Linked DNA regions of Homo sapiens: region 2 is linked to region 1. A link is an interaction called in ENCODE POLR2A ChIA-PET data of the cell type or tissue named here. Cell type or tissue: MCF 10A. All regions are shown on one strand. Links, peaks and the distances in the headings refer to the core of each region. The heading gives the core; the rest is flanking DNA.

Region 1 (2,912 bases), core at 315-2,814:
CCTTGCCCATGTCCAAAGGAACAGAATAATGTTTCCAGAAGAAAGAGCAAGAGCAGAAGCCAGTGCCCCCAGCTTATCAGTAAGCAGCATGGAATTTGACTAGGAAACAGCAGAACGGCCACTGCTAAGTGGGAATCACCATAACACCTGAAAAAAATAATAATAACAGCAAGAGTAGCTGCTCCAAATGTGTTCAAACCTCCTGGTCTGAATGGATTACATTCCTAAGTACCAAAATAAAAATTAACTGAGAGTATCTCCAAGTCACTATCAACGATCTCTGAGAAATCACAAAGAGGCAGAAAGGTATTAGAAGTTGGAGATTGTGTGGCTCTGATTCCCAAAGATGGAAAAAAAGATGAATGTTGAAAAGCACAGATCAGGCCAGGTGTGGGGGCTCACGCCTGTAATCCTAGCACTTTGGGAGGCTGAGGCAGGTGGATTACTTGAGTTCAGGAGTTTGAGATGAGCCTGGGCAAAACCCCATCTCTACAAAAAATACAAAAATTAGCTGGGCACGGTGGCTCACGCCTGTAATCCCAACACTTTGGGAGGCCGCGGCAGGCATATCACCTGAGGTCAGCAGTTCGAGACCAGCCTGACCAACATGGAGAAACCCTGTCTCTACTAAAAATACAAAATTAGCCAGGTGTGGTGGCGCATGCCTGTAATCCCAGCTACTCGGGAGGCTGAGGCAGGAGAATTGCTTGAACCTGGATGGTGGAGTCTGCAGTGAGCCGAGATCGTGCCATCACACTCCAGCCTGGGCAACAAGAGCAAAAACTCCATCTCAAGAAAAAAAAAAAAATTAGCCAGGTGTGGTGGTGCACACCTGTAGTCCCAGCTACTTGGGGGACTGAGGCAGGAGGATCACTTGAGCCCAGGAAGTCAAGGCTTGCAGTGAGCCAAGATCAGGCCACTGTACTCCAGCCTGGGTGACAAAGCGAGACTCTGTCTCAAAAATAAAAAAGAAAAGAAAACTACAGATAAGTGGCCTTGGCAATGACTGTAGGCAAAAACCCTCAAATGAGATACAGAAAGATGTTTTGTAAAGTGTTTCGTGAGCCCCGAGAAGAGCTGAGTATAGTCACCCCTAAGCTCAAGTGATCCTTTCACCTTAGCCTCCCAATAGCTAGGACTATAGGCGTGTCACCATTCCCTACTAATTTTTTAACACCTCCTTCCCGTCCCTCGACTCCTGCTCTCAAACTCTTCAGAAGACTTGTTCCCATGATTCTGTTGGAGACCATGTTCTCTGGAAACAGATACTGAGATAAAGTTGGGATGCAAGATGTTAATTAGGTATTAACACCTGTGAATAAGGGCAAGGAAGCAGGAGTGGGCAGAGGGAGAAGTTAAACTGAGCTGCAGGCCCAACCACACCTCTCATAACTCTGCAGAGAGCTTGGGGCAGTATTGTCTATCAAAGCAAAGCAAGTTGAACTGAAAGAGCCAGACATTTATATCCAGCCCTGCTTAGTCACCACATGGAGCTGCCAGGAGAAAGGGTGTGACCAGGAAGAGGGACCAGGCAGCTCTTTGCAGCCAGGGGACCCTGAAGGAGCTGATGGCTGGAGGCTGTCTGCTGACTGCTCTCCCATAGCTGGGCAACAAGTCCTTCCTTGGGGGAGATCTGAGCAGCACATCTCCATGTCCACTACGCTCTCCTTACTACCATTCCCCTCTGGCACCACTGAAATCCACCTTCCATCTTCGCTTTTACTCCACTCACTCCATCCCTTTGCTCCACGCCAAATCCAGTGGGCCCTTCTTGGTTCTTACCTTACAGCTGACCTCTCTCTCATTTGTTGAAGTTATCGATTTCTACAGTAACTTCTCCTCTCTCTCCTTGACCTCTCTACCCACACTTTGCCGGCCTGTTCAGGGGTCCTGTCCTCCATGCACTACCCAAGCACTGGGACTCCATTCTGAATCCATCCTCCTCTTCCTCCGTACTCTCCCAGGCGATCCCACCCACTATCAGGGTTTTAATTCCTGTTTATATGGCAGTGACTTTGAAATGTACTCTCCAGCTATCCTCTCTGCTAGGCTTCCGATTCCCATATCTAATTGGCTGCTGGCTATCTCCATGCTAAGGGCTGTCAGAACTGTGACATTCCACCTCTCTTCTCCCACTGTGTTCCCACCCTAATTCTTCCAGTGCAAGAAACCAGGGACCCTTTGAACCTGCTCTGTCAAGTTTCTTTTCTCGGCAGCCACCCCCGCTGGGTCCAGTTTGGGCATGGGTATGGAAGCACTCCGAACAGTATCAAGGACTCTGCATATGGAGATTTGCATCACTGACATATAAATAGCTGATGCTGGTGCTGAAACCAAAGAATATTCATCACTGATCACACCCACTACTTGCCCAACCAGATGTGAACCTCTGACTCAGTGGGTCCACAGGAAAGAGTTACTCAGCACTTCCTAGGTATAGGTGATGAGAGATGGTATTCATTTATTTTACAGCTTGAAGAATCTGTAAAGAAAATCTGAAGAAAAGAGTTATCTGGGCTGGGCACGGTGGCTCACGCCTGTAATCCCAGTACTTTGGGAGGCCGAGGCGGGCGGATCACGAGGTCAGGAGATTGAGACCAGCCTGGCCAACAGGGTGAAACCCCGTCTCTATTAAAACACAAAAATTTAGCCGGGCGTGGTGGCGCATGTCTGTAGTCCCAGCTACTCGGGAGGCTGAGGCAGGAGAATCGCTTGAACCCGGGAGACGGAGGTTGCAGTGAGCCAAGATTGCGCCACTGCACTCCGGCCTAGCGACAGAGCGAGACTCCATCTCAAAACAACAACAACAAAAAAAGAGTTCTCTGAGCAGGTAGCTTTTAGCCACACCTTTTATTTCCAGGCCTATACCTGTGTGGCAAAGGCTTAAATAGGAGGTATTTCTGAAGGAAAAT
Region 2 (2,912 bases), core at 169-2,668, 50 kb after region 1:
CCCGTCTAGGATATTTTGTTATGGCAGCCTGAGCTGACTAATACACCATATAAGAATTTTGAGTATATTTCTAAAAGCCTGGTGGGAAGCCACTGGAGTTCTAAGCCAGGGACAGACATGCGTACATCTGTGAGGCTCATTTTGGCGGCAGAGTGGAGAAGGCATCTGAGCAGGGCAAGACTAGAAGCAGAGAGATGAGGTAGGAGGTGAGGGTAGGTGCTCAGGCTGGAGATGATGTTGGAGGCTTAGAGCCTGGTGATGTGGGGATGAGGAAAAGTGGAGAGATTGGAGAGACCTTCATGGGGAAAATCAAAGGACTTGGGGATTAACAGAATAAGAGGAGAGGGGAGGGGGAGTCCAAAGGCCCCCAGGTACAGTGGAAAGAGCCCTGGGCTGGGAATCTAAAGATCCAAGTTCTATTCCCAGATCTGTCACCCAATGGCTTTGGCTAAGTGGCTTCACTACCCTTCACCACTTTAGTTTCCTCATCTGTACAGGAAGAGATGGGCCTGCTGATCTCATGGTGCCGTCCAATTCCATTATCCTGTGATTCTGTGAAGTAAATGCATTAACAAGATAAAACAATGGTGTCATCTCCCCAGGATTGTTCACGGACCTCTCCTCCACACTTTACCTAACACTATTGATCACCGTTTACTTAGCTGTACATTAGAAAGCTTCCATTACTGATCTGTCTCCCTCAAAAGACTGAGACCTCCTCGAGGGTAAGAACTGGGTCATTTTGCTTGGTATCCTGTACCTGAAACCAAGCCAGGCACATAGTAATTGATTAATTATATTTGTTAAATTGATTATTGTAAGTGCTGGGAAGACAGGCACATGGTTATTCCGGGAAGGCATCTGGGTATGATGTATGTTTTCTGAGTACAGGGCACTGTGATGGGTGCTAGGGCCATCAGAGTAAACAAGAAAACCAGTCACAGACCTTACGTCAGGTAGCTAGGCAGACATTAAACACAAGAGGACAAAAATGATGATTTATTTCTAGTTGTGGTGAGTGCTACAAGGAAAAGTACTGGGTATTGTGAGTGTGTAATAAAGAGACTAGCTTGGGGGTAGAGGGAAGGTTTCTCTGAAAGAATGACCCTTAAAATAATAAGGATGAGTAGATTTGCTCACAGATTGAAGGAGGGGAGAGACAGAGAGCATGACTGCAGGTAAAAGAAGCAATAAGCACACATGAAGGCCTGAAGCTGGACGGAGTTCTGGCGAGGAGAATGCCAGATGGAAATCCACCGGAATGTAATGTTAGCTAATTTGGGTTATGGAATTATTGGTGCTTTTTATTCTCTTTTGTGTATATTTTGCATATTACAGATTTCCCACAACAAACATGTACTATTTTAATCATGGGGGTTGGGGGGGGCATTGCTAGTTTTAACAAAATAATAAAGGATGTGGGGAGCATGGGTGTCTGGAGGAGGGGTGCATTCCAGAGGGATTGATGACACGAGCGGTGACTAAGTCCTGCATGGGGGAGGGCAGGAGGCCCATCAGTGGGGCTGGAACAAAGCAGCAAGGATGACTCACAAAAGACACAGCCGAAGCCAGTGCATCAGGGCCCGTGGAGGTGAGGCTGGGGAGTCGGAGGTGATATGAGAAGTCGCAGGGAGCTACTGTCAGACCAACTAGGCAGGGACAGCCTACACCTGAGTAGAGGAGAGGATGAGGAACCAGAGAGAAAAAGCTCCCCTCAGCAGTCCCTGTGGGGCTGGTACAGGACCTTGGGAACCTGGTAAGGGCAGAGTCCTCCTTGTTACTTTCCAGGCACGAAAGGGTTAGATTGTCCCGTGCTTTCTGCCCCCACAGCGGAAGTGGAAGCTGTGGTTTCCAAAGGCCCTTCCTGATCTGCAATCTCTGAGAAATCAACTAAAGAGATAAAGTCAAAGGTTGGTTGGTGGTGTGCAGTGGGCGCGGGGGTGGATCACAGGCAGGAGTTGGAAAATTGAGGCCTGATGCAAGCTCTAAGATCCGCCCCCACCCACTCCTGATCATGAGTGATAAGCACCCCACCACCCACTCTGCCACTTGGCCGGGATTTCCCCGGAGCCTGTGAAGTATTCCCAGGGCTGGGATGTGACTTGGGAGGAGGTGGTAATTGGCTCCTTTCTCCGCTCTGAGCTGGGCCTCCAGGAACTGCCTCCACCACGTCCCCCTTCCCCTCCAGGGGAGTTACTCAGCACAGTCTGACTGCTCCACCTGAACCCTCCTTAGCATCACCCACTCACCTCACACTCCTGACCCAGGTGCTGCCTGCTCATAGCCAGGGCACAGAGATGAGGAGCAACTTCATCCCAGTCTTCTACCCAGCCCCAAAGCTGAATTCCGCAACAGGACCTGGTCCTGACCCTGCTCCCATGAAGAGATGCAAAATCACACTAAATCTTCATGTTAAATCATCATATGTATCAAATGCCAACCAGTCAGTAAGCAGCCGAGGGCACGCTGTCCACAGCCCTACAGCTAGGCCTGTGCTGCTACCAGGGTGCAGAGGCAGGGGCCTTGAAGAAACAGCCCCAGCCCCTAGGAATGCTATTTGCTGTTGGAGACAACAAGTTCTTAATAAAAGCCACATCAACCCAGAAGACCTGAGTCATCTGAGAGAGACCATTTGCGCCTCTAAGCCTCAGTTTCTTCAATTGTGAAATGGTAATGACAGCTAGTTTAGAATTAAATGATGCCGTGTATGAAAAATAGATGAGAGACTTAGAAGGATCCCGTCCTTCCACAGATACTTATTCCTGGGCCAATGCTCAGGATATAAAGATAAAGTAAACAAACGTAACAGGCCTGATCCCTGCCCTCAAGAGGTTCCTCAAGTTGCTGTTATTGTTGACCCAATGACAGCTAAATAAATGAAGGCCACTCATAAAAAGCAAATGGAGGCTCCG

The links. Peaks named below come from ENCODE experiments on the same cell type or tissue, not always from the same donor. Only the 100,000 strongest peaks of a DNase experiment are listed, where the experiment ranks them.
Region 2: POLR2A ChIA-PET joins it to region 1 with 28 read pairs; 23 of 35 experiments call an interaction of 5 or more read pairs at or near these places.

What each region holds. Positions count from the first base shown.
Region 1 is chr6:30,818,959-30,821,870 of GRCh38, reverse strand. All of the region lies in intron 1 of LINC00243 (long intergenic non-protein coding RNA 243), which reads left to right. Among named protein-coding and RNA genes, the nearest start is that of LINC00243, 10 kb to the left of the region's middle. In MCF 10A, for the core only: no CTCF peak of the experiment used is centred there; DNase peaks (open chromatin) are centred at 1,460 and 2,370.
Region 2 is chr6:30,768,374-30,771,285 of GRCh38, reverse strand. The region is part of intron 1 of HCG20 (HLA complex group 20); the gene reads right to left. Among named protein-coding and RNA genes, the nearest start is that of HCG20, 3.0 kb to the right of the region's middle. RefSeq lists enhancers at 1,053-1,584, 1,585-2,116, 1,001-2,200 and a silencer at 1,972-2,151. In MCF 10A, for the core only: no CTCF peak of the experiment used is centred there; DNase peaks (open chromatin) are centred at 1,525 and 1,985.